Linked DNA regions of Homo sapiens: regions 1, 2, 3, 4, 6 and 7 are each linked to region 5. A link is a loop called in an ENCODE intact Hi-C map of the cell type or tissue named here. Cell type or tissue: PC-3. All regions are shown on one strand.

What was found. Peaks named below come from ENCODE experiments on the same cell type or tissue, not always from the same donor. Only the 100,000 strongest peaks of a DNase experiment are listed, where the experiment ranks them.
Region 1: it touches region 5 in a loop (13-fold over the local background); 4 of 110 quality-filtered maps call a loop at or near these places.
Region 2: a loop joins it to region 5, with 18 times the contacts of the local background. A loop is called at or near these places in 2 of 110 quality-filtered maps.
Region 3: a loop joins it to region 5, with 2.5 times the contacts of the local background. A loop is called at or near these places in 3 of 110 quality-filtered maps.
Region 4: it touches region 5 in a loop (13-fold over the local background); 12 of 110 quality-filtered maps call a loop at or near these places.
Region 6: it touches region 5 in a loop (8-fold over the local background); 16 of 110 quality-filtered maps call a loop at or near these places.
Region 7: a loop joins it to region 5, with 4 times the contacts of the local background. A loop is called at or near these places in 10 of 110 quality-filtered maps.

Annotation. Positions count from the first base shown.
Region 1 is chr3:181,946,779-181,950,778 of GRCh38, reverse strand. No RefSeq gene overlaps it. Among named protein-coding and RNA genes, the nearest start is that of LINC01206, 3.6 kb to the left of the region's middle. In PC-3, a CTCF peak has its summit at 2,280; no DNase peak of the experiment used is centred here.
Region 2 is chr3:180,801,050-180,805,049 of GRCh38, reverse strand. The region is part of intron 3 of LOC101928882 (a long non-coding RNA gene); the gene reads left to right. Among named protein-coding and RNA genes, the nearest start is that of FXR1, 110 kb to the left of the region's middle. RefSeq lists an enhancer at 1-319. In PC-3, a CTCF peak has its summit at 1,990 (motif pointing left); no DNase peak of the experiment used is centred here.
Region 3 is chr3:182,322,315-182,326,314 of GRCh38, reverse strand. No RefSeq gene overlaps it. Among named protein-coding and RNA genes, the nearest start is that of LINC01994, 160 kb to the left of the region's middle. In PC-3, no CTCF peak of the experiment used is centred here; DNase peaks (open chromatin) are centred at 2,254 and 2,994; H3K4me3 peaks cover 429 bases; H3K27ac peaks cover 1,186 bases.
Region 4 is chr3:182,247,001-182,251,000 of GRCh38, reverse strand. No RefSeq gene overlaps it. Among named protein-coding and RNA genes, the nearest start is that of LINC01994, 240 kb to the left of the region's middle. In PC-3, a CTCF peak has its summit at 2,489 (motif pointing left); a DNase peak (open chromatin) is centred at 2,440.
Region 5 is chr3:182,616,139-182,620,138 of GRCh38, reverse strand. No RefSeq gene overlaps it. Among named protein-coding and RNA genes, the nearest start is that of LINC02031, 26 kb to the left of the region's middle. In PC-3, CTCF peaks have their summits at 1,618 and 1,818 (motif pointing right); DNase peaks (open chromatin) are centred at 988, 1,818 and 2,438; H3K27ac peaks cover 1,791 bases.
Region 6 is chr3:182,256,386-182,260,385 of GRCh38, reverse strand. No RefSeq gene overlaps it. Among named protein-coding and RNA genes, the nearest start is that of LINC01994, 230 kb to the left of the region's middle. In PC-3, a CTCF peak has its summit at 1,623 (motif pointing right); a DNase peak (open chromatin) is centred at 1,635.
Region 7 is chr3:182,488,565-182,492,564 of GRCh38, reverse strand. No RefSeq gene overlaps it. Among named protein-coding and RNA genes, the nearest start is that of LINC01994, 4.2 kb to the right of the region's middle. In PC-3, CTCF peaks have their summits at 1,560 and 1,767 (motif pointing right); no DNase peak of the experiment used is centred here.

The sequences.
Region 1 (4,000 bases), 670 kb after region 5:
TCCCTCAGGGAACTTCAACATGCACCAAAGATAGACCCTTATATATTTAACAGAAAAGCACAATGGCGTGATAAAATTTAGGCATGAACAGATCATAATGGGAGCATGAAGATGGAAATGACTGCTTCTGCCCAGTTTAGAGACATTGAAGGAAAAGGGGGGAAAAGTCTCCGTAGAGGAAGGAGCATTTGACCTGGGCTTTTAAAGGAGGAGGAGGAGCTTGACAGATAAGAGAATGGAGCCTCTGGTAGAGGAAACACAAAATAGCAATGGGACATTAAAGTAGGGACCAAATTTGCAAAGCAGTTCTAACATGACCTGTACAACAGTAATCCTGTGTTCATGCTCCTCTATGGTTTGAGTTGCTAGATGTAAAGATAATGTATATTAAACATCTTTCTTCAATCTTGCCAGATCTTGAAAATCAAGTTTGTAACTGCATAAAAATGGTCTGTTCCCCAACTCTGTGACCTAAATCTTTTGCTCAAATAATGAATACCAATTTAAAGAGCAACTTAGAGAAAGTTGAGTGACAAAGTGAAAAGAAAGTAGTTCAGAAATGGAGTGTGCTTTCTCACAATCATTCCATTTACTCTAACTGCACAGTCTTAAGCACTAGGACTTCAAAGATGAATTAAACATGACTTCTCCCTTCTAGGAGCCCACAAATAAGTGAAGGAAAATACAATGGCTAAGAAGCAAGACATGCATTTATCTAGTGGATACTGAAGGACTGGAGCTGGTTAATGACGATGTTTTCATCAGTCTGGGGCAAAATTAGCAAACTTATTCTCAGCTTTATCCTTCTTACCCAGAATACATCCTCTACAATTGCTATGTGACATTTTACATTTCTAAAGTGACATAGGGTCTGCACATCTCAAACTGAGTTTTAATTTTTAGAAAAGTAAATGCATTTACATTTTCTACATTAAAATATCATTTCTTCTCTGATATAGTAGTAGATGGTAATTAGGTTATTTAAATGGCTTTACTAATATGTCACTTCCATGCCGTTCCCCAAAAGATATTTACCAGTTCCTATAAATGCAAAAAGTATGAAAACTTGCAGTCTACACCACACCAAACAAAATGTTTCACTAAATATTTTTAAACTGTGTTTAGTAATGATTTTGGAAATGTTTAAATTCAGCCATGAAAATAGATCCCTATTACACACAGATTTAATAGACTAGGTATTATTTATTAACAGGCTAGAAATATAATTGCAAAAACTGCCAAACCAGGATTTAAAATAATGATTGTGAGACCCACAAAGAAAAAGCAGATTATACAACATTTTGTTTACTGCATGATATGTGGCTAATATATATTTTTCACATATATTCACATATATATATACAGGAAAAGAACTGAATGGAAATATACATATACATATATGTGTGTGCATATTATATGATTTTTTCTTTTTACATATCTACATTTTGAAATTTTTATATTATGAATCTATATTGTTCTTATAAGAAAAATATGTATTTCTGGGCCAGGCACGGTGGCTCACGCCTGTAATCCCAACACTTTGGGAGGCCGAGGCAGGCGGATCACAAGGTCAGGAGATTGAGACCATCCTGGCTAACATGGTGAAACCCCGTCTCTACTAAAAATACAAAAAAAAAATTAGCCGGGCGTGGTGGCGGGCGCCTGTAGTCCTAGCTACGCAGGAGGCTGAGGCAGGAGAATGGCGTGAACCCCAGAGGCGGAAGCTTGCAGTGAGCCGATATCGCGCCACTGCACTCCAGCCTGGGCGACAGAGCGAGACTCTGTCTCAAAAAGAAAAGAAAAAAGAAAAATATGTATTTCTAAAGAAAAAGAAATATATATTGATTTTTAGAGAAAGTACTTATTTAAAAAGTACCATCAATGTTTTTTAAAATGAAAATTTTAACCCAACAATTTACCTTCAAGACTCCGCTAAGGAAACAAGAACCAGAATTAAAATGCAGAATATAAGATTTGTTAATTCACTCAGTAAGTATTTACAGAACACCCACTGTGTCAGGCACTGTGTGGGGCAAGAGGATTTCAGCTATGAAAAAAAAACAAAAAAACAAAAAAACGAAAAAACAGTCCTCTGAGAACTCAAGATTAGTGGTTCCTAATTTACAACAGGATCACCTGGAGGGTCCTTTTATTTTTTTTCTTAATAGCCACCTCCCTCTTCAGGAATCTAGGGTGGAAGAGAGAAATCTGGTTTAAAAGCTACCCAGGTAATTCTGAATCAGTCAGCCTGGAAGCAACCTTTGAGCGCCCACTAGTGAGGTGGTGCCTTGCCATGTCCTTTCCAATACTGAAAAACTGAAAACCAAGCACTTGTTGGAAAGTAAGAGAAAGTTTTAATAAAGTAAAGGAAGTTCACATAATGAAATTTTATACAGACATTAAAAATCCTATTTTGAAATACGGTTTAAGATCTAGGGAAAGTCTCATGATAAAATGGTACTGGAGAAAAACACAGGTTAGAAAGTTGTATTCAATATGATCACAATTTTATTACATAAAATGTATATGTAGAGGAAAAGAATAAAGACTAAAAAAATTGTCTAAAACATGAACACTAATACATATTATCTTACAGGAACATGTTTTTACTTTCTGTTTTCTATTTTTTCAAATTTCTTTGAATTTTTTCCAAATTCTATATAAAATAAACATGTATTACTTTAATAATCAAGAAAAAATTACTTTCCAAAATAACAAGGAATCATCATCTCTTCCCACCCCCACCCTGATGGCAAAACATGGGAAATCAGGATAACATGGCAGCAGAGACATAGGCCTCCCTGTCCAGAAAGGGCCTGGATTGTTTGCAATTCCTAGGTTTATGAGAGACAAGACTTTATGAAGTAGTTGTGATAATCCTCGTTTACAGATGAAGAGATAAAGCCTCAGAAAGCTCCATTCTCTTCTTACTCAAAAAAGAATGATTGTGAAGCCTTTAAGTCAGGCATTGTTCACAGTGTGAACAGGGCACAGTCCCTTCCCACTAGGATTCACAGACTAGTAACTAGACACTCAGGAATGTGCACAAAGCTAGAAAGTGGCAGAGCCAGGATTTGAATCCAGGTCCTTCTTGTCTCAGAGCTTATGCTCTTTTCCCTGGAGCACTGTTGGACCTAACCAGGTGTCAATATATATTAGACTATTTTAGGTCCCAGCTGGGGCCCTCAAGGCAGGGATGAAAGGAGAAGGTCATCCTGCTCCAGCTTTATCTTCAGATCTTCCTTTGTAATCACCACCTGCCATCACTGAATGCATCTATAAATCTGGAGTGACACAGGGTTTCCACCTCTCATCAGAGAGTGGGGAGAGTTTAAGGATAAAAATAAAATGATTTTCTCATAGATGCCCTTTCATATGTCACTCCAGTGCTCAAAAATGTTTCAAGGATTCCCCACTGCCTACTGGCATGGTCAGCCTCCATATCAAAGACGCTCCATGACCTGTCCCAGTGTTCCTCTCTACCCTTCCCACGATGCCCCTTAACATCCATGAGTGCCTTGCCCTTCATCCCCTCCAATCACTGGGCTACACATATTTATTGGCTCCATGGCTTTGGGCAGCTTACTTAATATATATTTAAGTCCCATTTCCTCATCTATACAAAAAGAATAGCATTATCTCATCCCAATTTATTAAGGATTAAATAAAATGTTTCCTGTAGAGCACTTAGCAGGGTGCTAGCCCATAATATTAATAAAGCAATCAGTAATGTTAATTTATTGCTATTGTTTTGGCTGCTATCTTACTTTTTGCTTTCCCTTTTCCATATCCATATTTTTCCCTTTCTAAGTTGCTTTTCTTTTTCTTTTTTCTTTTTCTTTTTTTTTTTTTTGAGATGGAGTCTCACTCTGTTGCCCAGGCTGGGGTGCAGTGGCACCATCTCGGCTCACTGCAACCTCTGCCTCCCAGCCTCAAGTGATTTTCCTGCCTCAGCCTCCTGAGTAGCTGGGATTACAGGTGCGTGCAACCATGCCTGGCT
Region 2 (4,000 bases), 1.8 Mb after region 5:
GAATGTGCTGCTAGCATTCACATTCCTTCCCCGCATAAGAACAGACAGGCCTTCCGAATGCTAGAGAGGAAGTGAGCTTTCCAAAGGACACTGTGATGGAAATCAAAATACAAGAAAAGACAATGTAATATGTCTTTATATCTGAAGGGATTTCCTGTACCATGAAGTGATCTTGACTTTTAAGTACATTATTCGATAATTTTGTTTTCTTTTGTAGCCTACCTTTGGTATAATGCCATTTTGTATAATTAAAAAAAAAATTTTAACAGTAACATTCTCATTGTAGAAAATATTGAAAAGTATATAAAATTATTATAACAAAAGACCTAACAATTATTAACATATTGATTTATTTTCTTCTAGTATTTTTTCTGCATATACACACATATACATATATCCATATATAAACCGTATAGTGGATAGTATGGTGTTATAAGTGCTTGCCTCCTGCTTACTTTAAGTTGATGTTAAATTATCATAGAAAAGTCAGATTCCATATCTATCTTGTTCAGTGCTGAATCTCCAGTGCCAGGCAGAATACATGGCATGTTGTAAACCTTTGATAAATGCTCATTTGATTACTGAATCTTACTGTATTTTGTAATTCACTTAACCATTTCCCTGTTGTACCTCATTTTCAGTTTGTTCACTATTATAAATCACACAGTGATTAATTTCTTTGTGCATAAAGCTTTTTCCACCTTCCTGATTTTTCCCTCAGGTTAAATTTCTTGAATGCAATGGTTAGATAAAGAAAATAAAAAATTAATGTTCCAATCACAGAATGCCAAGCTGCTTTCCAATTCACATAAACATAAGCGGGGCCTATGAGTAAATGGCAGAGCTAGAAATCCAACTAAGATCTCCACCCAAAGCCTGCCTCCTTGACACTATTCTATGCTGCCTCTCCATCTATCTGGTTAAATAACTGATTGGACAATGATAATCTGAAGGCTCTGATTAATAAATTCTTATTAAGCCAATAATTCTAGCACAAAAAGGGAAGTTTTAGTTTGGCAGGGCTTTAATTTAGTAAAGCCATTCTGATTCATGATAACAGTGCCACCATTAGTCCAAATGGCACCTTTGTGTAATTTGGAAAAAGATAACCCTTCTCCAAGATATTTTGATGCCCTCTGCAGGAAAATTGTCTTAATAAATACATAAATCTATGAATATAGAGGCATGAATATAGAGCTATAAGGCACAAAACTTGGACAATTCTATTTTCTAAGCTCTTGGGAATTCTGTTTAATCTAGACGAGAGTTTTGTGAGGCTATAATGTCAAGCAAAATAAATTATATTTTCTGGAAGTGCCTTTTTGAAAATTATGATAACTTGCATCTTTCTTTTAATCTCTTGGTTCCTCTCTAGGTCTCTTTGTTTTTATAATGTTTCCAGTGTTTCTGCAATCTCATCTACAAATTCTCTTGCATCATAAATCCTCACAGTTTAAAGTGTGATGGTGGAAAATGTTGTTTTATAATAAAATTATTTCTTTTTAAATGCTTACAAGCTATAATTTTAATATATTTAAAGCCAGTTTCATGTGTATATTTTTATTTGAAATAATCTTAAAAACATGGTTATTAGAGAAATATTAAAGTTTTATTTCTGTAATATATTCACCCAGAGAATTTCTGTTATCCCTTCGATTATTTATCCCTTATGTTTCCATCAATTTAAAAAGTGTATTTGATATTCAAACATGACACCTTAGCCTCCAAGTGTAAATCTGTTAATATAAGCAGTGAGTGAGTCTTTACAGAAATATTATCATAAAAAATTTCTGTAAATATCTTATTAGTGTCCTGACAAGTTGAACAATTATGAAGACATCTGTACATTGATTTTTAATAATTGAAATACTGTTAAAGTATTTCTATAATGAAAGAAAATTTTTAAGTGGTATATTTTGTTTCAAATAACATTGAGATTTTTTTTTTTACATAGTAGACAGGGAATCATCTCATTGAGAACAGATTTTTCTCCTCTATTTTGTTCTGCTGCTGCCATCTAGAGTAAAAGTGAAGCAAAGGAAGCAGACCTCCACCAAATGGTGCAGATTCTAGATTCAATCAGGAATAGGGGAGAGCTTAAACTATTTTTCTTAATTTTTAATTGAAAAATAATTATTGTATATATTTATGGGGTACAATGTGATGCTTTAATGCATCTATACATTGTGGAGTAAGCAAATTAGGCCAATTAGCATATCCATCACCTCACATACTTATCACTTTTTTGTGGTGAGAACATTTAAAATCCACTGTTTTAGAAATTTTTGAAATATACAATACGTTATTACTAACTAAAGTCACCCTGCTGTGCAAAACATCACCAGAACTTATTCCTCTTGTCTAACTGGAACTTCATACCCTCTCACCAACATGTCCCCTTTCCCTCTCCACCCTTTTCACCCCGCTCAACTTCCAGTAACTACCATTCTACTCTGTGATTTTTTTAGATATCAAATATAAGTGAGACTACATGATATTTGTCTTTCTGTGCCTGGCTTATTTCACTTAACACAATGTCCTCTAGATTCACTCATGTTGCAAATTTTTCTGCTTTTTTATGGCTGAGTAGTATTTCATTGTGTGTGTGTGTGTGTGTGTGTGTGTGTGTGTGTGTGTAAAACTTAAAAACATTCATTTGGCCAGGTGCAGTGGCTCACACCTGTAATCCCAGCACTGTGGGAGGCCAAGGCGGGTGGATCACAAGGTCAGAAGTTCGAGACCAGCCTGACCAACATGGTGAAACCCTGTCTCCACTAAAGATACACAAAAATTAACCAGGTGTGGTGGTGCGCACCTGTAAACCCAGCTACTTGGTAGGCGGAGGCAGAAGAATCGCTTGAACCCGGGAGGCAGAGGTTGTAGTGAGCCGAGATCACGCCATTGCACTCCAGTCGGGGTGACAGGGCAAGACTCTGTCTCAAAAAAAAAAATTATTCATCTGTTGCTGGGCACTTAAATTGGTTTCATATCTTGGCTATTGTAAATAGTGTGGCAATAAACATGAGGGTACAGGTATTTCATTTACATATTAATTTCACTTCCTTTAGATATATACCCAGTAGTAGTAATGCTGAATCATATAGTAATTCTATTTTGAGTTTTTGGAGGAACCTCCATACTGTTTCCAAAATGGCTCCACAAATTAACATTCCTACAAAATGTACAAGGGCTCCTTTTCATCCACATCTGCAGCAACACTTATCTATCATCTTTTTGATAATGTCCACTCTAACAGGTACAAGGTGATATCTCATTGTGATTTTGATTTGCATTTCCCTGGTGATTCGAGATGTTAAGCATTTTTTAAAATTTATTTTTTTTTATTTCAGTAGGTTTCTGGGGAACAGGTGGTGTTTGATTAATGAATAACTTCTTTAGTGGCAATTTCTGAGATTTTTGTGCACTCATCATCCGAGTAGTGTACACTGTACCCAGTGTGTAATCTTTTATCCCTTACCCCCTTCCTACCCTTTCCCCCAAGGCCCCAAACTCCATTGTATCACTCTTATGCCTCTGCATCCTCATAGCTTAGCGCCCACTTATGAGTGAGAACATACAATGTTTGGTTTTCCATTCCTGAGTCACTTCACTTAGAATAATGGTCTCCAATTATGTCCAGATTACTGTGAATGCCACTATTTTGTTCCTTTTATGGCTTGGCAGTATTCCATGGTACATATATATCACAATTTCTTTACCCAATTGTTGATTGATGGGCATTTGGGCTGGTTCCATATTTTTGCAATTGCGAATTGTGCCGCTATAAACGTGCGTGTGCAAGTATCTTTTTTGTATAATGAATTCTTTTCCTCTGGGTAAATATCCAAAATGGGATTGCTGAATCAAATGATAGTTCTACTTTTATTTCTTTAAGGAATCTTCACACTGTTTTCCATAGTGGTTGTACTAGTTTACATTCCCAGCAGCAGCGTAGAAGCGTTCCCTTTTTACCACATCCACGCCAACATCTATTATATTT
Region 3 (4,000 bases), 290 kb after region 5:
CTGCCACCACACCTGGCTAATTTTTTGTATTTTTAGTAGAGACGGGGTTTCACCGTGTTAGCCAGGATGGTCTTGATCTCCCGACCTCATGATCTGCCTGCCTCAGCCTCCCAAAGTGCTGGAATTACAGGTATGAGCCACCGCGCCTGGCACATACCTGTAAAATTCTTTTATTTGCAAAGGACTTTCACATTTATGACCTTCTCTGATTCACCAAACAAACCCAGTAGATAGTATTATACTATATTACCCATTGTACGGATGAGGAAACTGAGGGTATGATTTGCCCAAATTCAAACATTCAGTAAATTGTGGAGCTAGGATTCAAACTCATCTTTCCTGGCTCCATAGTCTATACTCTTTCATTACAACATGAATTAAGGGAAAAGAGAGGTACTCTGATATAATTTTGCCATGATCAATCTTTTTATTCTCTGGAACAAGATCTTCACATTTTGGAAAAATCTTATAAAGAATCAAAAGTGAAACCTGGATGGCCCTGAAACCAAAAGCTCTGTTTTTCAGTCCCAAGGCACTCTAATTATGGAGCATGAGTCATCTCCACCCTGATACACTTAAAGCCATATTTCATTAGTTCAAGTGGACCACCCTGCAGGGTGGGGTTACACAAAAGAGGAAAACAGAAGCGTTCAGTTAATGAAACAGAAAAAATGACAGTACCTCACTTATAGCTGACTTTGTGTTAGTATTTTTAGATGTTTTTTTAAAGAACGCTTTTGCATATCTTTTTGTTACGTCAAATTAACAAATTTCACTTGATGCGAATTTGTCACATTCAGAACTGGAAGAAGTGGTGAGTCGGGAGGCTTTGCGGCAAGGAGAATACCGCCTGGGTGAGGAACAGGTGGTATGTGCCCTTCTGTGTGTGACCAGCCCGGCTGCAGGTGGCTTCTGCACTTGCAAAGGCTGAAGGAGCACAAGTAAGGATGTCTCTCACAGGACCTTCAGGCCCTCCCTAGGCATGTGGATGGCTCCTCTCTGTCGTAGTCCTCCTCTAGCTGGAGTCTAAGTGCTTGCTGAATTTCGGGCCTGCCTCAGCTTTATTTCCCTTTCAACACTAATGCACAGCAATATCCAGAACTAACAGGAAAAGGAGGAATTCATTTCTCAGGGAAATATGGGCCTTGAGCTTAGAGGTTAAAATCAGGGATTCTCATATCTGCATTTCTTTAGAACTGTGAAGGGCTTTGTGTTTTGCTTTTTCAGAATGCGTAGACCAGACTTCTAGGTAGGTAGAAACTAACAGCTTCTTAAATTCTAAAATTATTTGAAAAGGAAAATAATTATATAAATTAGAGCTTTATATACTAATCTGTAAGTTTGTCTCATTTGCCTGATTAATGGAACCAAGATATGATCCCAATTAGCTCCCAACTTCAAGATTAGAAAAGATCCTCCATAAACATTCAAATAAGTTTTGTATCTAAGTTAATAGAATCGGACCAGTGTTAATTTTCTGGTTTCGACTTTCTACTATGGTTGTGCACAATATCATTGGTGGAAGCTGGGTGATGGTTATATGGAATCCATACTGTTTTCACATCTTCTTTGTAGTTCTTAAATTACTTCAAAACCAAAGGGTTTTCTTGTTTAAACTCTTCATGTAGCTTTCTCCTGATAAGCTAAGAGGTCCCCTGAAAGTAAAAAACATTAGTGCATAGGTGATGTATCACATGTCCCTATCCTCAGAATGCTGAGGGGCTTTGTGGTCTAGGTAGTTCAAAACAATAATCTAAAAAACTTATTTGCTTCATACTTACCATACATTTCATGAATAACTAATTATTTTTCTCATGTATTAGCAGGCCAAATGGCCTTCACTTTGAACTTATGAAAGGCACCTTTCTATTTAAGGAAATTCTATAAAAGAAGCTTTGGCGAATTGATAATAATGACCATCCACTGTGGAAGACAGCTGGCCTATGAACTTCATACACATTATCTTTTTTAATTGTCACAATAATCCTGCAAGGTAGTTATTATTGTCCTCCTTTTGCAGTTAAGAGAACTGGAGACACAAAAAAGCTAAGTGAATTATGCAAAGCCACCCAGCTAGAAGTGACTTTCTTCAGAGGAAGTTCTTGGAATTCCTGTGCCACCATAAGAGTTACTCACCTGCTGGATTTTTATGAGAAGGTATGTACTTCCTAATTTATTCAGATAATTTTTGGCGTATATCCTGCTTTGCTGTGCATGTTTATTCTACTATAAATTTATTCATTCAATCATTCATTGATTGACTAACTCATTCAACAAATATTTATGGAATGCCTCATGTGTACCAGACACTGTGAACTGCAACATTGAATGAAACAGAATTATGTCCCCTCCCTCAAGAAGGTCAACAAGTAAATACATAAATATTTTTAAAAAGCAATAAGCCAGTTGCAGAAAAATGAAGAGGATGAGGGAGAATGGAGGATTAAGTGGAAGTGAGGTGTGGAATAAGGGCGCTATTTAAGGTAAGGGGTCCAGGGATGGCTTTTCTGAGGAGACAACATTTGGGCCGAGACCTGATGAAGCGAGGAGAAATGCCACAGTGGGGAAGAGGGCAGCAAGTGTGCAGGCCTTCAAAGGAGAAGCAGGAGATGCCCAGTGGGTTTGGAGTTCTGTGAGGGAGGTGTGTGGTAGGAGGTAGATGAGAGAGGTAGCCAGGGGCTAGATCACTGCAGGGTTTTGTAGCCTGTGGTGAGAATTTAGGTTTTATTTTAATTGTGATGGGAAGCCACTGGAAAAAAAGACCGGGTCCAATTTACACTTGAAAAGAATCACTCTGGCTGCTGCCTGGGGAACCATGTATAAGGGGGCCAGGGTGGCAGCAAGGATACCACTGGGGGCCAGGACAAGGGATGTGGTGGCTTAGATGAGGGTAAGAGTTTTCTTCTAACCCTGACCTAAGATCTATGACTTCCTGACAATAAATTCTAATATTGAATGCCTTTAGGCTTAACAATGTAGGGATCCCAACCTGCCAAAGCTGTGGGCACAGAACAAATAACACATTTTGCATTCTGAGTGTCTCTGGGAAAGGAAGAAAAAATGACAGGCAGAAGGGAACAAAGGGTGTGTATGGGTTTTGCCATTGTCTCTAAAAGTGGATAATGTGGATTCAATTGCCCTCCTCCTTTCAACTTTCATAGTGCTTAATTCTGCCCCACTAATTTTTACATAATCACATGTGGCCTTTCTGTGCAACTTCCCTTTAAGGAAATGCATCTTTTTCTTTCCAAAAATACTAGCAGTTCCTAAAGGGCAGACACTGTGTTGATATGGTGCTTGTATTAAATGACTAGAATTTTACAGTAAGATAGTTGATGTTAAAATGTATACTTTTAAAATGATTAATATTTAGGTAATTGAATAAATGCAATTAAATTGGCCAGTTATTTAGTAAAGTTGAGGGTTAGAAAATATCTTGGCCTTGTTGGATGTCTCCTGGCTCTCTAATGCATCCTTTCTGAGGACGTTCAATGGACCACTGTTCCACAGGATGTTAATAGGTGTTATTTGAAAACAGGCTTTTGTGGTCAGATAGTTTAGGGAGTCTTAGTGAAATAAAATTACATAGGTTTTTTCACTGTAGGACTTCTCAGTGGCTTTACTATGCTAATGTCTATTGTAAATGTGCAAGAAGTGACATAATTTGTAATCTGTCCCTAAAATCTCTGACCGTGAAACTTCTTTCTCATTGAACTTTTTTAGAGAGCACCTCCTGAAACTAGAGTTATGAAAACACATACTTTGCAAAAGATTTCAGTGGAAATCATGGTAGGTAACGAAGTGGGCAAACTTTTCTTCTGATTCTGTTATAAATAAAAACCAAGGCCTATACCAAGGAAGAATAATTAGCAAAGGCTTGAATGGTCTTTTTCAAACTGATCATCAGAAAGACAATAATTAAATACAATTTTTTATCCTGATTTAGCAAAATGCTGACTCAGCTTATCATCTGGTGTGAAGGATAGAATTCACTTGGTTC
Region 4 (4,000 bases), 370 kb after region 5:
TCATTGCTGTAGATTCTAAAGGTGAACTTACGAATGTGAATTGTTTGTAAAACAAGGGATTGCTTTTTTAAAAATCATATATTTGTTTTTATAATACTGTTTTGACTCAGAACAAAGCACCCACCGAGGTGGGCAGATCACTTGAGGTCAGGAGTTTGAGATCAGCCTGACCAACATGGTGAAACCTCATCTCTACTAAAAATACAAAAAAAATTAGCTGAGCGTGGTGGTGCATGCCTGTAATCCCAGCTACTGGGGAGGCTGAGGCAGAAGAATTGCTTGAACTCGGGAGTTGGAGGTTGCAGTGAGCCGAGACTGTGCCACTGCACTCCGGCCTGGGTGACAGAGCAAGACTCTACCTCAAAACAAAACAACAACAACAACAAAATGCCACAAAGCACCCATATATACCTTCTCGCTCAGTGTGGCTGTTTATTATCTTTTTTTTTCTACCTCATTAATATAAGAGAGAAAGAATAAGGTGGGTTTTAAGACAGAAATTTACCAGTGGATAGAGAAAACAATGGGGTGGGGTGGGGCAGGTGCTGCAATTTGTGAATAGCTTTAGAGATCAGAATCTCTTGGGGACTGGGAGATCTGGGGGTGGGAGTGGACTCTGTTCAAAACTCGTATTTTATATCTATTATAAAGTTTAGTGGAATTTGTTATGAACAGAAATAATTAGTTCCTTTCATAAGGCCTAAAACAACTATAACTGTGCAGGGTTTTTTTTTTATTGTGTTTTTAAATCAATTAAAAAGTATTATATGCATATAGTATATAAAGTTAGGAAATATTTATAATAGAAAATAAAATGAAAATCATCCATAATCTTACCACCCAAAGATAACCATTGTTAAACAGTTTAGCATGCTAATTGGTAACTTCCTCCCAGTCTTGTTATGGTGCATATAAGTGATATCATACTTCATTTGCAGTTCTGCATCCTTTTTATTTACTATTATATTTTGAGCATTTTCTCATGTCTTTAAAATCATCAACATATATCATTTCTTTTTTTTTTTTTTTTTTTTTGAGATGGAGTCTCACTGTTGTCCAGGCTGGAGTGCAGTGGTGTGATCTCGACTCACTGCAACCTCCGCCTCCCAGATTGAAGTGATTCCTCTGCCTCAGCCTCGAGTAGCTGGGGTTACAGGTGTGTGCCACCATGCCCGGCTAATTTTTGTATTTTAGTAGAGACGAGGTTTCACCATGTTGGGCAGGCTGGTCATTTCTAATAACTATATAACATTCTATTGCATGGGTTTAACAGGTCCCCTGTTGTTGGACATTTAGTTCAGTTTTAATAATTACCATTATAATAATTCTATAATAAATATTCATCTTTGTACATAATTAATTGGTTTAATTTCTGTCCATTGGCTTAGGCCAGATTTTTAAAAGTGAATATCGACCAGGCGCGGTGGCTCACACCTGTAATCCCAGCACTTTGGGAGGCTGAGGTGGGTGGATCATGAGGTCAGGAGTTCGAGACCATCCTGGCCAGTATGGTGAAACCCCATCTCTACTAAAAATACAAAAATTAGCCAGGCGTGGTGGCACGTGCCTGTAGTTCCAGCTACCTGGGAGGCTGGGGCAGGAGAATCTACTGAACCTGGGAGGTGGAGCTTGCAGTGAGCCGAGATCGTGTCACGCACTCCAGCCTGGGCCACAGAGTGAGAATCCACCTCAAAAAAAAAAAAAAAAAAAAAGTGAATATCAAATGTTTTTATTTTTGAAGAACGTATAAATTTTATTTATTTATTTAACTCTGTTTTTTTAGGTATAACTTAAATACAATTTCACACTTTATTATATATGTTCTCAACTGATCTTTCTACTGATTTAGTGTCTATGAGATATACCAAGGTTCTTATAATAATTGGAAAAATGTATCAGTGCAAATGCTAATGAGTAAATATTTCAATCAGAAATTTTTCTGGAGAAACCCACTGCTATGGATTTTTTTCTTTTGAATAAAGATTCTTTGAGTTATTGAAAGTAAATAAGAATTTGCCTGTTTTTCTAATATTTTTTGAATATTTTATTTACTTTTGTATGTGATGTCCATGATAAATAGGATGATAGAAGAAATACAGCCTCTTTTGTACTTCAATTCCTCAAATTTTCCTGGGTCACACTTAGGGTTAGTGTGCTGGATAGGCTGCATTTGAAGATATGACTATATTTCCTTTGTTTCCTAGTTTGGGTTAGTCTGGTATGTTTTAAAATATGGTTATGCAGACACATTTCTAAGCATTCCTTCCAGCTGCTGGCTGTTGCTTTCGTGGGTGGCCACCCCAGGGTTTCCTGAGGCCTTCTGTTGGTTCTACTCGCTGGCTGTCGCCAGGGCCTTCCCTCTTCCACTACCCTGGGTGTCTGTGCTTGTTACAATGGAGGCCGATCCCTCAGCCACACCAGGAGCAGATATGGACATAAGGGAAGTTTCTCAAGAGCCATCTGGTGGCCAATTGTGAAGTTTAATGTCGTTATTGAGAGATGCATCTCTGGGGCCATCAATTATTGGTTCCATGACCTTCTCACCTCCCCAGCTCCTGAAAATAATCAATGCAAATCTTTTTTTCAGTGCCTAACTTGGGTCAGACACTTATGCTGAACTCTTTACAAACATCATCTATTAAATCTTCAGAGCAACTTTCTGAAGTGGGTACTATTATTTCCATTTTACAGATGAGAAAACTGAGGCCAAAATATTCCAGAGCTCAGATTCAAGAGCCCATGCAGCCCTGTGCTGTGCAGCCTTTATCCACATTCTTATACATCACTTCTACATTCTGGGTGGGCCGAAGCTGATGGGTGCCTAATGACAAAAGGAACTGACTAGACAAAGATGGAAGCTCAAAAGCTCCCTCTCTGCCTTTAGGGTAGAGGGGTGGGGAGGGTGCAGGCCAGCGGCAAAATGTCAAAGCAGGGCTCCTCCTATCTCCTAACCTAGTCTCTACTACTTCCTAGAAACGTCTCTGTCTCCCTCCTGCCTCTCCCAAGAGCTTAATGACCTCACTCTGACTCTGGATTGCCCAAAGTCCTCCTCTTTAGCCATCTACCGGCTGCAGCTCCTACCAAAATGCCTCACAGTCTAATAATGCACTGGAGACTAAAGGGAACACTCGTTTTTTACCTCTTTTTTTTTTTCGAGATGGAGTTTCACTCTTGTTGCACAGGCTGGAGTGCAATGGCACAATCTCGGCTCACTGCAACCTCTGCCTCCTGGGTTCAAGCAATTCTCCTGCCTCAGCCTCCCGAGTAGCTGGGATTACAGGCGCGTGCCACCACGCCCAGCTAATTTTGTATTTTTAGTAGAGATGGGTTTTCTCCATGTTGGTCAGGCTGGTGTCGAACTCCCGACCTCAGGTGATCTGCCCGCCTTGGCCTCCCAAAGTGCTGGGATTACAGGCGTGAGCCACCACGCCCGGCTTTTTCTTACTTCTTTAGCTCCCCTCTCCGACACTGGCCTGCTCCACTCAGTATTCACAAAAGGTCTAATGGTGCTGGGCTCTACTACACAAAAATGCTACCCCAACCTCTAATCATTTCCAAAATAAAACTCTCTTGGGAAACCACTGTGTGGGTATAGAAAAAGCTCTAGTTGGAGCACTGGAAACCTGATTCCTCACCCTAGATTTGCCATTGATTCAGCAGCGATTTGCAAGTGCCTTATGGACTAGGATTGTCTAGACAGAGGAAAGCACACTAAAGTAAAAAACATGGGTCCCTGTCCTCAAGAAACTCCCCTGGGGAGCCTTGAGAATTTGGTCAAGTAAACTAACAGGCATCTAAAATGTATCATCCATAGAAAGATAACTAATAATATTTTCATCGTTTGCCTCACAGACTTGCAGTCTCTTCCTGCCCCATCACCAGTTCCACTTTTCAGCTGCTAAATGACTGCTTTACAACACAGTACTGATTGTGCCATTTCCTTGCTTAAGACCTTCCGCGATGCCCTATTTCCTTCAAGATAAAACTCTGTCTCGTTGGC
Region 5 (4,000 bases):
AATCATGTCACCTGTGGTAAAGACAGTTTACTTGTCCCTTTTTAATATGTATACTTTTTATTTCTTTTTCTTATCTTACTGCACTAGCTAGGACCTTGAATAGGTTGGTGAAAGAGAATATCTTTATCTTGTTACTGATCTCAGGGGAAAGTATGCTATCTCTTTATTTTTTTGTTTATTTATTTTTATTTATTTACTTTTTTATTATACTTTAAGTTCTAGGGTACACGTGCACAACGCGCAGGTTTGTTACAAATGTATACGTGTGCCATGTTGGTGTGCTGCACCCATTAACTCGTCATTTACATTAGATATATCTCCTAATGCTATCCCTCCCGCCTCTCCCCACCCCACGGCAGGCCCCGGTGTATGATATTCCCCACCCTGTGTCCAAGTGTTCTCATTGTTCAATTCCCACCTATGAGTGAGAACAGAAAGCATGCTATCTCTTACCATTAGGTATGTTTGCTGTAGGTTTCTCATGTATGCCACTCCTGCCGCCCCCACTTTTTTTTTTGAAATGGGGTCTCACTCTGTCACCCAGGCTGGAGTGCAGTGGCATGCTCTTGGCTCACTTCATCCTCCGCCTCCCAGGTTCAAGCAATCCTCCTGCCTCAGCCTCCTGAGTAGCTGAGATTACAGGTGCCTGCCACCACGCCTGGCTAATTTTTGCATTTTTAGTAGAGATGGGGTTTCACCATATTAGTCAGGCTGGTCTCAAGCTCCTGACCTCAGGCGATCCACCCACCTTGTCCTCCCGAAGTGCTGGGATTACAGGCGTGAGTCACTGCGCCCGGCACCCCTTTTTAAATTAAGAAAATCTCCTTATAGTTCTCATTCTTTGAGACCCACAGAATGGGAATTATCTGTTTTAATCTAATCTATCAAGAGATTTGATTTATGGTCATTCCTGTCAGGCTGGGATGGTTTGGAGATGGTAGAGGGAAAGAACATTCCACCCCTGAACCCTGTGGTAATTGTTCTCTGAGTCAGCTCTCTGCCGTCTGTGGCCTCCATACCTCGTCATGAAACCAGAGATCTCTAGCAGCTGCACTGGTGAAAGAGGCAGCAAGAGGTGGAGTGATCCACTCACCTTTAAATCTGAAGGGCTGCCACTTCTTACCTGTGTGAACTTGGATGAATCCCAAAACCTCATTTCTAAAATCAGGACCTTGATTACATTGTAGGCACATGAAGATAGCCTGAAATGATAGTAACTCTAAAGTACTCTACAAATGGATCCTTTAGATGACAACTTGTTAGAGGGCAGGATCCATGTCAGTGCATTTTAGTATCCCCTAAATAGTCTGGGGCACAGTAAATGCTTAATATGTGTCTAATGATTCTGTTATTACATATATTTGTCCCTCCGAGATCTCATTGTTTGCCCTTGGGCTGTGTGGGGGGTACTACAGAGCAGGTGTTACCACAGGGGCTGTGTCAGAGTCTATGATTTCAAGCAAGTCACCAAAGCTCCCTAACCAATAATGGGACTCTGGGTAACCAAGTGAGATGCCCCAGGTAAAGCTCTCTGCAAAATATCCGCTCTCTGTAAATGCTGAATTAATGCCAGCTGTTATTTTTACTTAGGTAAGATCTTTATTAGGGAACTAGAGAGGGAAAGCTGTGGGGTTTGGCGTTTATTTGTTTGTGATTATTTATTAGTGTGTCCTGGAGGAAACTTTCTTCTTTGCTCATGGTTGACAACAGAGGGCAAAAATGAAGGCAAAATGTGGCCTAATGCTGTCAGTTGGCCGGTATTTTCATTTGTACAGATTACTAGTTTTCTTCTTTTCCTAGTGTCCTCTGGCCCACTAGGTGACACTGTTTACTCGTCTATGGTACCCCATTTAGGACTTTCCACAAATCTTATTTAAAAGTAGCATGTTTTGTTTGGGGTGCTGGGGAGGGGGAAAGCGTGTTGAGAAGGAAAATACAAATGAACCGTCAGTGGCTAAACTTTGAGGTACAATTAGGGGCCAATTGTCATCTATGGTTATGTGACGTTATGGGCTAGTTTCAAACTATTTTTTAACGAATTTTAAGAGCAACATGCAATTAGTTTCCAATTCTATTCCAAGAAATGAAGGAAAATTGACTTCCCCTTCCCAAGCCGTCACCAAACCAAAGGATAAAATAAACTGCTGTGGCTTTGAATGTAGAGTTGAGTAGATGCTCTTGAATGATTGTTTCCACCTCATTCTTCAATGATAGTTAATGAGGGCACAGACCACTAATAAGCAGTGGAAGCAGCTTCTAGGCTAAGCTTAAATTGGGCCTTCAAATCTAATCAAAATTAGTCACTGCTGAGAAGAAACCAAATGTGGTGTGTCCATTCGGATGTGGAGTTTGGAGAGGCCCTCCTTGTTTTCCAGGTCAGTTATGATTCCATTTCTGCATTGCTATATTGCTACGCACTCACAGGAAGATGACATTTTTTTGGATCCCATCCAATTGAAACTTGTGATGATTCTAAAATGACACATGTAACTTTTGGATAGAAAAAAAATAGAAAATGAATTTCTTGCCTTGCATTTTCAGGCTGTGAGCCATGGGAAGCGTGTCAACCATGTCAAACCAAAGGATCAAGAAATTGAAGATTCCGTTCACTTGCCTTGGAGTTTGAGGTCTGTGTTTTCTATTTATCCTCACCTCTTCATTGTCTATTATAACTTTAAAATTAACTCATTTATGCTGCTTCTGTTTATAAACTTAGATTGTTTTTTTTTTTTTTTTTTTTGTCCTTAGAAGAAACACAACTAAAATTCTCTAACAAATATTTCCCAGTTCAGAATTTTCCTAAAGCTTTCCTGGCCTCCCTGGCTAATGAGCTCCAATTTTCTTTGCTTTTCTGTGTGTCTACCAGCACGCACCACCTTTAGTTGGTGTGTGATAAACAGCTTAATATAGTCACAGTTTTGGCAGCTAACTTTTGGATGACTGTCACAAGGCCCCCTAAAATTGGAATTAAACAGATTTAAAATGAACAGGCAAACTCCTGTGCTTGAGAAAAGAGGATATTTTCATATGTTGTGAGCAGTAGTTAACCCAATGTCTTCTATGTATTTATGCCCTGCTTTATTTAAGTAACAGTAATAACTTTAATCATTATTAGCAGGAGCACTGTTAAATACTAAGCACCTCTCTCTGAAATGGGACTTCTTCCAGAAAAACTCTTTATGTGAAACCAACACTGTGTAATCAACAGTTGCATGAAGAAGTCTGGGGAGCAGAACATATAACAACAGCCTCTGTTCTCTACGCATAGCAGAACGGTAGAGGCTGAAACATGCATTTTGTTGCTTGATTTGGTGTGTAGAGCACCCGGGACATCTGGGATTTGCTTCCTCGAATCTCCAGCTTGCATGGTCCTCTGATGAAGAAAGGAGAGAGCAGGAAAAAAAAAAATGGAAGAGGAGGACAGAGAAAAAAAATTCAGGTCTGGCTTCGGTGCATTTGAATTCTAGCTGTCTGGGGGCATTCTCCCAAATAGCGAATGCTAATTATACTGAGTGTGTCAAATTGTGTCGTACTTTTGTAAATCAAACAAATGTTCCCAGGAGATAGGCGGGAGGCCACCAAACCCTATTCATTTATGATGCAACCTGAATTTAAAGCCAGGACTCTAGAGGGGATAGGTTACTCTGAGTTTATTTCATCTTCTGACACGTGCCTTGCACCTTCAATGTTACCCTGACATAAGGACTGCAGTCTTTCACATAATGCTTTTATTTAAACAGTTAATATGCTACTAGGGATGGCCATAGCACTTTTTAGAGACATTGAGGATAAACATATTGTTTTGAGGGACATAGGTTGTAGGGCTTTTCTCTGGGAAAGGAGAAATAGATCATAGTGCCGGATCGTTCTTCCTAAAACACCTCTGAGAGCATTTTCCCCTTGCTCTTCAAATCCTCCATGCTTTGCCCTTGTTTACTAAATGATGCCTAAACTCCGCTGAGGCAAAGCGTTCCCAACCTGGTGCTCACTGTTGCCTGTA
Region 6 (4,000 bases), 360 kb after region 5:
CTAGAAACAGTTTCTCACTCCGGACAAAAGAAAGATGTACATCCAGAAGATAAATAGTGAAAATCTAGGCAATAAATACATAGGAGATACCTATGTTGTTGTAAAAAAAAAGGGAACAGTTTTTGAATGTTCTGAAAATTTTAATACCTTGATTTAAAGTGCCTATACAAGTTGATTTTAAAAATAAGTACGTAAAACTCTCTTCAAAGCAAACACAGCTAGTGAGAAACCACATCTCACTGAAAACAAGCTTTATGTGGAGAAAAGTAAGGAATTGTTACAGCACAAATCTGAAATTAAACTCACTGCAACTAAAAGGAAAAATCAGATTGTTTGCTCAGATGAAGAGTTTATTATGTTGGCATAAACAAAATGAAAATATTTTCAGTTTTGAAAAGACAACAAAGAGGGAACGGTTTTGCATGGATGGTCACGGAGAGGGGGATTAAAAGCACAGAGGTGCGGAGCATACGTGCTGCTGAGCTTCTCTCTGTGCAAGGTGGAGATTAGACTCACGGAAACTCTTGCTGCTGTAAACCCGAGGGGACGCGGTTCCTGACTCCTCCACCAGCTGCTGCCCAGCCGGCTCCAGCACAGGCTGCCCAGGCCATGCTTCCTGGCCGAGGGCCCTCCACGTGGGCGTCAGCCTAGTCCGGGAGAGCTGGCGGCTCCACGATGGTAATGTCTAACCCTGCATCCTTCCTCGGGCGCCACCTGTTTCTTTCTCTGTGACTCTTTTTTGATTGGGAAGAAAGATGTTTTGTCAATGATTCCTGACTCCAGAGAATTTTAGGAGGGTCTTCTTTCTTTCCCTCTTCATCCTGAAAGGGGACTTTGCTTGAAATTTCCTCAGTAGAAAGAAGTCAGAAAAATAATACCTTCACAGTATAGAACTTTATCTACTTCAAAGCCCTTTCCCATACTTTATCTCCTTCAATACTACCCTATGAGGTGGTAGGGCAGGTGTTCTTAAGCCCCATTTTGCAGATGATGACCCTGAGGCTCAGAGAGGTTAAATGTGTTGCCCAAGCTCACACAGCTGGTAAGTGAAGTCCAGGGTAAGAACTCTGACTCCTGGCCTTGAACTTTTTCAGATTTTATCACAATGAGCATGTGCTGCTTTCTACAAAGAGATTTGGAATAATATAGATGACAAGATGTATTTTTCACTTCTTATTTACTCGTGTGTATTGCTACTACTGCCTTATTTTCACATTCCAAAGTAACTTATTTATTATTCATCTTCTTGAGAAGTGGGTAATTATGTTTTTATATGTTTTCTTTTAGATAACTATAGCCCTGTTGTGGGTTATATGCTACTTATGTGTCCTTGGGATCTTTCGATAGATAGATGATAGATAGATAGATAGATAGATAGATAAACAGATAGATGACAAAGATATGCAGACATGTACTTTTTGATATTGACAGTAATGTATTCATTTGTATTTGTTTCCCAAAGAAATAGTTTTACTTGATGGTATTTTGTGTTTTTCTCTAACTCTCATTCAAAACTTATGCAAATTGTTAATGCCCAAAGATTTTTGAAGAAAAGAATTTAGGAGAAAACCTTAACCACGTTACACCCAATATCTTCCAATGATTTTAAAGTTTCACTAGAGGGCACTCCCACTTCATGGCCAGAAAGCAGTCAGGACAAAGGACCATAGTGGTTTGGATATTTAACTTGCTGTACATACTATTTTGTTTTCTCTTTCTCACTCTCTCTCCTCTTGCCTATTGTATAAAAACTAACGGAAATTATACAGGTCTTCCTTTAAACATATAAATAGAAATGAACTACATTGAAAAACTAGCAAACATCTACAACTGTGAATTATGGTTCACCTTGTGACATAGAGCATATTATTCAAAATCTTCTGCATTGAAGTTTTGGTTGTCAACATAAATAAAAGTATGAAATATAGTGTGAGACATTAGCGTACTACATTAAGTAATATGTCCTTTATTGAGCAACCTGGGGAAGAAAGCCAATAACTACCCAGCACTTATTTCCAGCTTGTAGGATCATCATGGTCATCTTTTCTGGTAAATCTTTGGGTAAATCCAAATCACAAAGATGTGTAGGGTCAGAAAATGAGAATTAAAGGAAAATCCAAATGGATAATCAAATAATATTGCTTTAGAATAAATTAAACGTTAGGCCCCACTTTTTAATGTATATATTTTTATGTATTAAAGAATCTGAAGATTATTTTAAATACATATTTTAGCAAAACAGTAGAGCATTTCTTGTGAGAGGAAAATAAGGTATTTCAAAGTTAGAAGGGAAGTAGCCATTTGCCAAGTATAGAACCCCACAGAGTCCTTAGGCTTGAAGTTTCAAACTGATTTCAACCCTTTGGGGGTTTGAATTTCTCTACTGTTGGCAAAACACAACTTCTTGCTTCAAAGAGAAATGGCATTAAGAAGGCCTGTTACAGAGAGACTCAAAAGACTTGTTGGACACCAAATCACTCTTACAAAACACCATTTTGATGAGTTTAGTAAAAATGAATCACAAACATATGGATTAAGTTTTTCTTTAAAATTATATTGGCTTATAAAACAAGGGAAAGGGGGCATGGTAAAAAAAAAAAAAAAAGTTTCAAGCTTTGCAAAACTCCAAAACATTTGAAAAACGGATTAAGATGCTGATGGACCCAGGGAAGCAACTGGATTTTCCCTGTGCTAACTTGAACCATCTTTATTTGATTTAAATTCATATCAAAGGCAAAATAAACAATATGACTGTCTGCCATTATTATCCACAAAGGGAAACACACATTTGCTTCTTAACCATCCACTTACATGCTTCGGTGAAATCGTAGGCGTATGTGTTTATTTCACAATGATGTAAAACTTAATTACTCATATGACCTAAAAGGTTTCATATTATATGAATAGAATGCAGTGCCTCTAATGTAGCCTAAGCTGAGGACTCCTTGGGAAACTTATCCCAAATAATTAATTACTGGAGTTAAATTCTTTTCTGACAACTCTAGAAGTAAAGTACACCTGATGTGAAAGACCTACAATGGCCATCATGTGGGGAAAATTCTCACTCCAATGGGTGACACCAAAACAACTTTACTACCAATCACCAAACCAACTAAGAGTGAATAGGCTTAAATAAATCATGTTTTAAAGGCATCTAAGGTGAACAACAAAGCAATCCTAGGCAATCAGGAATTGATGACAGAAATCACTAAAAATTGGCAGATCCTACTGAGTTTTCTCCCCCTAATCCAAGTAATCAGAACTGAAGTACAATGAAAAAGAAAAAAAAAAAAAGAAATTTGAGATGCAACTAATGGATTTTATAAGTCATGAAATACAAAGTTTCTCCTTTCCGCCAATGAATCAAGGGATATTATATGATATTATATGAAGTTGCCTTTATCATATATATATATATATACACACACACACATACATATATACACACATATATATACACACATATATATGTGTATATATACACACACATATATATATACACACATATATATATACACACATGTACATTTAAATATTTTAACTTTACTCTTATAAATGTTAAATAATCATTTGTAGCAAGAGTAGACAAATTTCAGAAGTTCTATCTTTAGATATATTTCTAACAAATGTTACCCTTTTATATAACCAAATAAAAATGTTTTCCCCAGGAAGTGTGGTGATGAACAGTTGGTCTATAATCAAAAGGTTCTTTCTATGAAGCATGTTCAGCTTTCCTTTTAAACATGAACATGGAAAATAATACCAACTCTACCAAGCGTTGGATTTAGCCCATTATCATGTGCAAATGTACCTGCCTATTAACTTACAGATTGGGCAGGTATTTTACTAAGGTGCAGTATTTCTGTCCTGGGTCATAGCTTGAGTTATTCTCCCTTTCAAGGTCCCCAATGCTTCATCTGTCACTCTTATTGTCAAATGTTCTATTTTTCCTGTCCCTGCCAGCAGTGATTTCAATTTGGGCTTGACTTCAAGACAGGCC
Region 7 (4,000 bases), 130 kb after region 5:
CAAATTGGCGTGTGATATCAGACTACGTTACTATGACCATATATGAAAAATTCTCAACTTTGTAATGATTATAATCTTACCTGTCTTCCCTATCACTATGCCCGTTTTAAATACTTATTTTAAACCAAACGAAAAATCTTTATTATAGAGTGTTACAGAATGGAGGATTTTTAAAAGAATTATTCATAAAATTATCCATTTTTTTCTCAAGAAGATAAAGTGCACTGACTATTACGTACAGGAATTGGTGACTTGAATTTTATCTTTTTGAGCTGTAATTTCAATGTTGGAAACAACTTTAGAGATCATCTAACCCTTCCCTCTTAGAAGCTTTAGTAGACCGACCCCAACACTGCACACAGCTAAGACTTGAGCCTGGATTTTCTCTCTAGGAGTCATTAACCAACCAAAGCTCACCATTTTTTGTTCACTTTTTGATCAGATCTTGGACACATCAAATCTTGATTTAATAAACATTTAAACCACTTGAGAAATGGATTGCTGTTTTGCTTTGCTTAGCTGCTGCAATCAAATATGTACTGAGTCTCCTGTGCACATGATCCATGCAGCACTGTGCTGAGTCTATGAAACCACAGAACTGGAAGGGACCTTGGAGATTATCTAGTTCAATTGCCTTGGCTTTCAGATGGAGAAAATGAGAAGTGAACGGGTGTCACAGGGCCACACAGCTAGCCATCATCAGATCTGTGCCCCTATTCCAGATGGCCTGACCTCGAGTCTGGTCCTCCTATTACTATGCTATTTCCAGTGCAGTGTACAGTTCCGAGGGTATAGTCAGGTGTTCAAACAAGGATCCAAACATTGCTGAGGCCTATTGACTTTTGTTCCTGTTGCCTTATGGGTGGTTGGGACATTGACAAAGCATAAATATTTGCCAAAGAATCATGAATAAGCTCAGCTGGGAATCAACTTTGATATGCAAATGACAGAGGTGGTTATAAACATGAAAAAAAGTTTTTTTTTAAATTAAAAAAAAATAAGTGGTAAAGCACATGGGGTCAGGCAAGCCATTTAAGAAAATGGCCTTCTCCATGGCATCTCATTGCTCTGGGAATATTGCAGTGGAATGGGAGCTTTGATAATCTCTGTGAAGAATAATGGCAAGGGGAAAGAAGGCTGCTTGTCGACAGTAACCTACAGACAAATGAAAACCCGGGCTGTGTCCTGAGAGTTTTAGGTAATCCAGGCTCATAATTTGATTTGAGAAGAGCTACTCCAGGCTACTGTGTAATTATAGAAGCATTCACTCGGCTGGCTCCTGTTCGCCTCATCACGTTCTACTTCATTGCCCTTTATACTAAAGCCCCTGTTGATGAGAGGGCGGAAACAGTAAGTACAAATAAAGCAATTAGCAGGTGGGGAATGCTACCACTGTTTAAGGATAACATACAATCTTTATTGGTACTTATTAAGTAGAAGTCTAGAGCTTAGAGACAAAGGGAAATATCACAAGCCACAAAAATGAAAAGGAGTGTGGGAACAAAAAGAGAATGGGGAAAAATTATACCAACATTATCTACTTCATATTTCACAAATCTTATCCCAGATGCTGGTTTAAAAAATACTATTAAACCTCCAGTTTATTTATATTATAGTGAGTTACGTTCTCAACTAAAATTCACCTTGTAGTTTTCTTCCTTCTTCGGACCTACTCTTTTATGATGTGAATTAACTTGAAAAACATTTTAAACAGTTACTGTGTTCCATTGAGTTTTGAATCTGGGTTGTAGTTAAATCCGCCAGCAGAGGGAGTTAGGATAATTAACAAATCTTGGCAGGTCCTGACATTTAGAACGTAGATTCATAGGCACTGTTGGCAGCACTGAAAATGCCCACTGTAGATAAGGAATATAATGGGCAAAAGGAGGAAAGCAAGAGGATTTCAAGTGTTGTTGAAATCCCAGCACAGGATATTGAAGATGGACAAGAAAATAGGGCACAGGCTTTCTACCTCCATTTGCAGAGTAATCCACGCACTCTGATTCTTGGTTTACTTATCTGAAAGCAGGGATAATATAACTCTGTTCATCCAGAATGCTATAATTCTCATATATTGGCAGATAGCATTGCTCTTCATGCTCTAGCCTTATTTCTTCTGCCTGAGCACCAAGGTAGAGTATAAATAATTGCTGTGCTTCTCAGAGCAGCCACAAGAAGATGTCGCTTGTATCTGATTTGGGCCTAGTGCCTTTGTCCTTGCACGCCTTATTAATTAAAGCTCTGCTGTCAACTTCAGCTACCTAAACAGGATACAGTCTCCAATTTGAATAGATTTCCAAGCAGTCAACTTGAAAGAAAGGTATGGGAATTTGCAGAAAAATCAATATGTTTTTCCTTTGCCTTAGTAGCAGGAGGGTACTTTGGGCAGAGACGTGTACAGATACCTAGAAAGATAAAGTTTTACACTGGCAGTAGAAATTAATATTGCAAAATTAAATCTTTATCTTCACCCTAAAAAACTTAGCTTCTTTTAGGGAAAACTTCTGGTTCTCACTTCAGGTTTTACTCATTCCTTCTCTTTTTCATCCTCTATCACCTAGCAGCCACTTGAGGCAGACCCAGAGTGTCAAAAGTAAAATCTCTTGGACAATAATACTGAGAAAAATGTTTATTTCACCTTTGACCGAAATCACAGCACCTTCATGGGACATTATCTCAGTCAGATCAAATGTCTAAAGATGATTGTGACCAGGCCTTCCCAAGTATCATTCAAGGGAGGTGACTTATGTGGGCAAAGCAGGGAAGAACAGCTTCCAGAAGTATGCAAAATGCTTAGCACTTAGTGTTAACATCTTTGGTACCTTTTGATAGTGCTAGTAAATATATAAATATGCACATCACGAATTTTCTTTTGGAAAGTGTACATTATGTATTTAAAACAGATTTTATTTGAGGATCACCAATATGCTCATGAATTTTTATGATCCCAGTCCTATATGTCCAAAAACATTGAAATTCTCAAATGACAAATACTAAGCCATAATTTCATAAATATACAGAATTTTCATTTGTAGTCTCTCTCATTTCCATCATCATCCTCTTCATAATTGCCACTATCCACTGAATTTGTTTTAGTGCTTCATAGTTTTAAAGGTGTTTCATAGCCATGAACTTACTTAATTCTTAACAATCTGTGAATTTGACAGGTGATACAGTATGATTTTGCAAATAAAGAAACAGACACAGAGAAGCTCTGTGACCTACTTGGGGATGGCTCTGTCTGGGATAGTATTTAAGTGTCTAGGTCAGTTCGAATCGGGTCTCCATCTATTATCAAATGCAAGAAACTGGAAATAGTTTCAGTAACTATTCAGCTCTTGTGTATTATTAGTACTGAGTAAAAAAACAGAACAAAATATTCACACATACTCTTGTGCCTGGGAATCTTGGTAATTTAGAAATGTGGCAAGTGGTAGAACAGGATACAGAGAGTATAATTCACCTTTCTACCCCTCCCTTTCTCACCTCTGCGTCTTTCCTTTTGTGTCAGATTAAAAAATAAAGTAATGGGCAAACCTAGATGGTCGTGGTTGAGCAGAGAGACTTGTGATTGTAACTGCTTAAACCTGTGAACAAGACTTCAAAAATAATCCCTATAGATGCCTCTCTTCTCTAAGATCTCACCCCACTCTGGGGCACAAGAACTTGGTTGTACTTTTGGAAAGGCTGTCAAGAATTTTTCTGCTTTGGCAAACCCAGAGGTGCACCATTTCTGCTGTAGAGTTCATCTCCTCCAATGTAGACTCCTAGTAAATTATTTTTCATTACATATTGATACGTAGTTCGCCTTTGATCATTGCAATTTATATTTGATGACAAGGAACCTTTCCAAGAACATACTCATTGACAGTTTGAAGGGCTGAACAAATGTCTTTATTTTTATTTATTTATTTTTGAGATGGAGTCTTACTCTGTAGCTCAGGCTGGAGTGCAATGGCGTAATCTCGGCTCACTCCAACCTCCGCCTCCCGGGTTCAAG